Linked DNA regions of Homo sapiens: regions 2 and 3 are each linked to region 1. The links are chromatin loops, found by intact Hi-C in ENCODE. Cell type or tissue: K562. All regions are shown on one strand.

The links. Hi-C counts contacts between places; a loop is a spot of excess contacts. Peaks named below come from ENCODE experiments on the same cell type or tissue, not always from the same donor. Only the 100,000 strongest peaks of a DNase experiment are listed, where the experiment ranks them.
Region 2: it touches region 1 in a loop (7-fold over the local background); 67 of 110 quality-filtered maps call a loop at or near these places.
Region 3: a loop joins it to region 1, with 2.7 times the contacts of the local background. A loop is called at or near these places in 4 of 110 quality-filtered maps.

What each region holds. Positions count from the first base shown.
Region 1 is chr4:10,402,921-10,405,420 of GRCh38, forward strand. LOC107986260 (a long non-coding RNA gene) reads left to right here and starts at 972. Exons shown (of 3, transcript XR_001741594.2): 1 at 972-2,214. In K562, a CTCF peak has its summit at 1,025 (motif pointing left); a DNase peak (open chromatin) is centred at 1,001.
Region 2 is chr4:10,172,231-10,174,730 of GRCh38, forward strand. No RefSeq gene overlaps it. Among named protein-coding and RNA genes, the nearest start is that of WDR1, 57 kb to the left of the region's middle. In K562, a CTCF peak has its summit at 1,273; DNase peaks (open chromatin) are centred at 224 and 1,341; H3K4me3 peaks cover 243 bases.
Region 3 is chr4:10,283,965-10,286,464 of GRCh38, forward strand. It overlaps the pseudogene LOC100422637. Among named protein-coding and RNA genes, the nearest start is that of WDR1, 170 kb to the left of the region's middle. In K562, no CTCF peak of the experiment used is centred here; a DNase peak (open chromatin) is centred at 1,265.

The sequences.
Region 1 (2,500 bases):
CATCCCCATACTATAAGAAATGCCAGCGTAGTTTCTTCAGGTTGAAGGGAAAGAATACCAGAGGAAAACTTGAATCTTCAGGAAGGAATGGCATCATTGGAAATGGTAAGTATATGGGTAATTAGATTGTTATTCTTAATTGACAACTAAATGGTAAAGACCTTTTCCTCTTCCTTTAAGATACACAATACTCTTTAAAGCAAAAATTATTATTGTCCTATGAGGTTTATAATGTATATTGATATTATACACATAATAAATATATCAAAAAAGATAGTGGTAGATAAATGAATACATATTTACAAGATTTCTACATATTTTGTAATGGGCCTAAATATCAACTCTAAGTAGATTGTAAAAAGTTAAGCACAGATAGTGTCACTCCTAGAGCAACCACTTAAAAGTGCAAAAGGATATTGGTAAATTACCAATAGATAAATAGAATTGATTTCATAAAAGCTCTCAAAAAATAACCCTGTTGGGTTAATGCCTAGAGAGACTGATATCACAGGACTTAATTTCTCCCTCCTTTATATTTTCTGCTTGAATACACCTAATGTCATTAAACTAGCTTTAGAATAGTTGTTTTGAGATAGTATAGCAACATAGAACATATAATGGGAGGTAGGGCGGAAGGCTGGACAGGGGCGTGGCCCAGTGGACAAGAGTTTCTCATGTAGGAGGAAGATTGAAATAAACATCCCCATCATCTTTAAAACTCCTTTAATTCACAGAGGTGTGATGTGCTAACACTGAACCCAGAAGACCTGGGTTCTGGGTCAGCCACTTACTGCTTCTGCGACTTTCAATATTGCACTCGACTTTGAGTTTCCTGTCACTACTGTGAAGTTAATTCACATCTCCCCTGGCACTCTGGGTGACTTTGATAATACAGTGATACTATTTAAAATAGCTGACAGTTTATAAAGTACCACCAGGAAGCACTGAGGGGTCATGGAGCAATTTAGAACTAAACAGCAAGTCCATAGGCTAGAACTTTATTTTGACTAATTGAACACTGCCATCTGCTGCACAGATCTGGGAAATAGGAGGTATTAGATTTCCAGGAGGAAGGTGTTTCCTTCAAAATAACAAAAGTTTGCTTGCTTTATTTCTTGTCCCTTTGACCTCACTTTCCAAGTGAAAAGACGCAGAATATAAAAACAAAAAGGTCAAAATAGCCTTGCAGAGGCCACTCTGACTTATATGAAAGGGTAGAGCTCAACTTTACAGGTCAGGTGGGATTTGAATAAGCCTCATGGTGAAAAGAAGGGATGGTATGAGGAGAACTAATAGTAGGATCATAGTTAGCAGCCCTGGGGGAAACACTGGCCTGGAGGCAACCCTGAGCATGCCCACTTCCTAGCTGGGTGCCGAGGCGAAGTCCCGGCATGTATAACATTGGGATAATAATGGTGGAAACCTCTTAGATTGTTGGGAGATTTAGTGAAATGAGCTATGTCTTGTTTTTAGGACAGTACCTGTTAGTACTTAACAAATATTAGCTGCTGCTTTTGAAACTCAGACTGGGAAGAAATAAAGGAAGTTGATTAAAAATTCACTAGCACCTTTGGAATAAACTCCACATTAGCCCCATTCTCCCAAATAGATTTGAAGCAAGGAAGTGAAAGGAGTCAGGTGATGAGATTTTTCAACTTCAGCAGAGTGTAAACACAGATCAACAACAGTAACAACTACCTTTCAATGAGACTTTATGCACCAGGTGTGGCTCTGTGTGTTACATGTGTTAACTCATTTAATTTTTATATCAACTCCATGAGGTGGGAACTTTTAGTATTCTCATTTTATAGATGAGGAAACAGGCACAGAGAGGGGCTAAGTGTATTCAAGGTCATGTGGCCAATGAATGACAGAACTAGCGTGATGGTTAATTGCTACGGCTAAGAGATGCCCAGGTGGCCAGTTGGATGTTACTTGTAAGATCTTTCTGGAAGAGATTAGCATTTGAACCAGCAGACTGAATAAAGATCATCCTCACCAATGTGGGTTGGCATTATCGAATTTCGTGAGAGCTTGAATAGAACAAAAAGAAGAAAAGCAAATTTGCTCTCTTCTTGTACTGGGATATCCACCTTCTTTGCTTAGTGGCTCCTTTGGTTCTTAGGCTTTTGAACCCAGGCTGAATCACCACTGGCTTTCCTAGGGCTCCAGGCTGCAGATGGCAGATCATGGGACTTCTTGGTCTCTACAATTGTGAGTCAATCTCTCATCTTTCTGTATATGTATTCATATATCTAGCATCCATCTATCTATATTCTATTGGTCCTGTTTCTCTCGGGAACCCTAACATGACTAGAATGTAAATGCATGGGATCTCGTCCCACATTTCCACTGCTTAGGGGTTATATGAACCATAGAAAACCAAACCTATCTTCTTTTGGGGATGGCGGGGGTGAGGAGCTATAACTGTATTATTACAGTTCTTTGCTTGTTAAGCTGTATACCAAATTTGTACAGAATCTGGCAACACACAGTGTAG
Region 2 (2,500 bases), 230 kb before region 1:
CCATTGTAATCTGACTCCTGTTTGTACTTGTATTCCTTTTAAACTTAAACTAGACCTACCTAGAAGTAATTCTGCTGTCCCCGCAGGCAGGGGTCCGCTCCTGTTGACACCTTTTGCGGGGGTTCCCCAGGCAGAAGGCTCGCAGCTTTAGTGCAGCATAACTCTGGCGGGTACTGGCTGTGGCAGGGGACAGGCATTGTACAGGGGTGAGAGAGTGGCCTGAGCCAGGAATGACCCGGTTTGGAACGGAGCCTGGGACGGACCCTCATGGCACTTCCCGAAATTGGGTTCTCATCTTTATCAGACTTAGTGACGCTGATTAGCCCAGTGTTTTCCTTTTTTGCATTTTGGACATATTCCAGGCTCAGCAGTTGTTTGCCCCCCCAACTGGGAGCCTGACTTGCTGATTTTTTTTTTTCCCCTGCATTCTTTTTTAGTATTACCATGCTTCCCACAGTTAAAACAAGCTCCAGGAAATGAATATTTCCTTTACCCACTTTCAGTCCTGCCATTGCCTTGGGCTAGCAGGATAACTTTATGCAGATTACCTCTGATACTATCACAAGCTTTAATATACTCGACCAAATGTGCTTTTCCTTTAATAAGTGGCAGAGCAACTTGGCACTCAGGATTGGCATTGTCAAAAGCAATAACTGCAACACCATATCCTGAGCAGCAGAATCTGCAATCGCCTTTTTAAGAGACTCCTGTAACCTGGCTATAAAATCTACATATGGTTCTTTTGGTCCTTGTCTCACAGCACTAAAAGATGGGTATTCTGAAGTGATTTTCCCCAGCTCTAATACGTACTCCTAAGGTGCTCTATGGCATCATCCTGCATGACCACTTGCACATCTAAACCAGCCCAGCCGCTAATCCCCAAAAGTTGGCCTGCAGTTACATAAATTTGAGGTTGGGCCTGGGCAGTGTGAGCAGCCTGAATGGAAGCTTCCTCTGCCCACCAAGTTTTAAGCTGTAAGAATTGAACATGAGTCAGACAAGCTCGAGTAAGAGCCTCCCAGTCAGTAGGGATCACCTGACTGGAGACGAGAACATTTAACAGTCTTATTACAAAAGGAAAACCTGGTCCATACTGATTAATAGCTTGTTTAAATTCTTTAACTTAAAAGGAAGAGGCTCACATGTAACCATAATATTCCCGTTGATCAGGTGGTTGTATTGTCATGGCAACTGCCAAGCATCCATATCACCCTCTCATCTAGCTTGCTGGATTCCTGCCTGAATGTAACTGAGAGCGGTCACTTGAGGCGCTGCTCAGTCACAGGGGCAACTACTTTTCACCCAGTGTCCTCCAGAAGAGATCCGGAGGGGGTCAGGCCACTTTCTTCAAAATGGGTGGGGAGGTGTAGAGGGTTAGGGATAAACATCTCCCTCTGCCGCTTTAGCTGGCAAGCAAACTTGCTCTGTCATCTTCGGTTACTTCATTGTACTCTCCTTCCTGACTTTTTTTTCTCATCTGTGTGGAAAGGTTCCAAGGTGGAATGAACCAGAGCCCACACTGACTAGTTTACAGGAATATCCTCAGCACCATCCTTATATGCCTTTTTCAGTGCACTGCCTACCTTTTCCCAGACCTCTACATTCAGAGTTCCTTGGTCCAGAAACCAGGGGCAATATTTCTCTACCACACTAAAAAGCTGCATAAGTCATCTGGTGCTACCCTTCACTCCTCCTTTTGAGATGCCAAAGCAGACTCAAGCCTCATGTCTGCTCACCCCTTGTCCCATTGTTATCCTGATGCTTCTGAGCTCCCCTTCTTACCCACAGGGATTGCTTAAAGAGTACTCGGGTGTGCTCCAGTGTAGTTCCACGTACTCCAGCCGTTGCTCCAGTGACCTTTCGACTGGAATTCGAGCCCCCCCATTGGGCACTGCTTGCCAAGACCAGCTCGGTTGTGGAGACCCTAAACCAATGGTGCTAGAGGAATTCGACTCAGGAATTAGGGTATAAAGTGGAAATCGGGGGGCTGACAGCCTTGAGAGCTAAGAGCCATGAACAGAGACTGGCCCACACATTTGACAAAGTCAGTGATAAGCATAGTTTTTATAGATAAGCTAAAAGCATTCCTTAGGGGAAACAAAGCATTCTTAGCAAGGAGCAAAGAAACAGGTGCTGGCTTGATCATCTGCAGCAAAAGCATATTAAGGCACAGGCAGCTCCTGCTATTGTTAGTGGTTTGACCAGTTTTCCCTCTCTGGGCAGGCCAGGTTTTCCTAGCCCCCTGCTCCAGTAAACCTCTAGCAGTGTGTGTGATAGCCATCATGATCGTGTCATGTTGCTGCAGAAATCCTGTTTGTGGTGTTTCTTTAAGGCCTGTTTGACAGGGTTAGGGCTTGCTACCAGCACCAGACAGCACAGGGGCCAGTGTGAGATTAGTATGGCTGGGTGAGAAGTCCTGCCAAGGTGCTGGCAGATCTGGGCTGTTGCCAGATGGACTTGAGAGCTCTATTCTGGGAGTAGATTTTTGGCAGGCTTTTTC
Region 3 (2,500 bases), 120 kb before region 1:
TATCCTACTTCTCATGTAAACGATCTCATATTTTAGAGTACTGTACTTTAAGTGGTGTGGCATGTCTTAACCTGTTTCATGACTTCATTCTTTGATACACTGTTATCTGACACTTGATCTTTGAGGATATGAACTGTATCCTACTTTCTTGATCTTAGTCTCCATTGCAAAGGTTGTATTCTAAAAACCATGGTGCCTTGTAGGTGAGTGTTCTCTGTCCTGTGAGTTCATGTAGAAGCTCTCCTACCTGAACATAGACTGGTGGGGATGCTACTGAGAAGTACTTTGTGTTTCTGGCTAAAATTATGTCCCCCTATACTCAATGGGCTCATGGTATCTTGTACTTAGATATCCCCCAAAGCTGTGGTGTCTCGGATGCTACCCCCAAATTTCCCCTACATAAAGCGAAGACCTAAATGCCAGAAGGTTGTAGCTGGACACTGATATGTCTTCACTAGATGCCTTTAGAGCCACTAGACACAATAATGTCCTAGACAAGTGGAAAGAACACTTGTCATGAGCAACATTGCATCTTCCCCTGAGTATAGACAGGGCCAGTCGGGAGACAGCACAATTTTGAAGCCATTACAGTCTGCAGTGTCATCGTCAGATTAACTGACCTTTGGCTCAAACATGGAGCCTATGTGTTTCGGAGTGGAAAATGTAGCTGTTGGTGATGCCTTCCAGTCATTAGCCCTGTTGTGCTTTTTTCCCTTGATTTACTTTTTTGGAGAGTGGCTCAGAAGTCTTGGAATAATTATACTAAGGGAAATAAGTTATGCTAGGGCTCTTCTTGTGATGAACTAGCTGTTGGTCAGTGTCAGTAGAGCTGCCAATAGGTTCAGAACCCTTGATCCTGCACACTGACAAACGTGAAAACCAGAACCTTATTGTCTAGCTGTGATATGTGACAGTTACTTTGGGAGTAACACTAAACCAGTAGACCTGGTGATCCTATCTAGTCCTCAGTGATGAGCCCATGGCTATTGGTATACCAGGTTTTATACCGCATCAAGGAACTTGACTTTGGCACCTTTGTCCACCAGAACAGGCTTTGTCCAGGTAACTATGGTATTGCCTGCTTTGCTGTCCACCTCCCGAGCCATATTCTAGTGCTTCTGTGGTGGGGATGTCCATGTAACTGAGGGCAGCCACCAAGTGGATTGTCTCCTGCTTACAGAGGTCATCCTCGAGTGCCTTGATCTGATGTGCAAGGTCAGTGGTCTGATAGCCCCAAGCCACTTGACTCATACCAGGAATGTCTAGTGTGGGGAGCTGATCTCTAGACTGATAAGCTCATGACTAATTCCCATCTCTTCCCAGCAATGACATGTTGAGCTTTATTGATTTTGTGTCCAAAACGTCTCTATCTGGGTGTCCTGATAATTACCTTTCCTCTATACTGACATTAATGCAAAAGTGTTTCAGTTTCTGCACCAAAGAACATCTTCTGACAATACCACTGCCTCTAGGAAAGACTACTCCCTAGATAGCCTCCATCACAGAGCTCTGGACCAGGCTCTGATCCCCTTTGTGCAATAGGACCAGGCTTTCCTTCGTGCCCAGGGCTCTCGTGAGTAGATGAGGTCAGTGCAGGTGTGTACCTTCTGTCTGTGCTGGCTGTTCAGGTGGTTCTTGGTCCCTGTATCCTGATTTGTCTCCACCATATCACCATCTCCATATAGTATTTGAGGTTGCATGCAGAAGCTGAATCACACTTGGCAATTTTCGGTTCCGAATGAACTGTCCTCTAGTAAAACCAATGAGAATTCAATGGCTTGGGTGTCTGTTTTTAGTCTTCGAACATGAATCTGTAAGAATCTGGGGTGCTCTGTCCTGTCTACCTTTACTGTTGGGTATGGTCAATTCAGACTCATTAGCTTTGCTAAAGGGGAGTTTAAGTGGCTAGTCATTGTCATGGGAACAGAATTCTGAGCTCATAATTGCTTCCCTATGTACTTTCCAAATTTGGCCGCCTTTCGTAGAAAGCAAAGTGAGTCTGGGTCAACTACAGGCTGTAACAATGAGATCTTGCCATTTTACAGCTCTAATGAATGGTGTCCAGTTTAACATGAAAGTGGGTGCTTTTAGTCTTTGGGTTTTTTTCTGGTAGGTCATCTTTACTTGCCCAAGGAAGGGAACATGTCCAGAGAATTCATTCTTAATATTTCATGTTTGTCATTATACTTCATTGATTGATCCCATTCCTGGTGATTGGTCACCTTGAAATTGTGATACTTTTGAATGGAAACTGTTCTTTTTTTAAAAAATTTATTTATTATACTTTAAGTTTTAGGGTACATGTGCACAATGTGCAGGTTAGTTACATATGTATACATGTGCCATGCTGGTGCGCTGCACCCACCAACTCGTCATCTAGCATTAGGTGTATCTCCCAATGCTATCCCTCCCCCCTCCCCCCACCCCACAACAGACCCCAGAGTGTGATGTTCCCCTTCCTGTGTCCATGTGTTCCCATTGTTCAGTTCCCACCTATGAG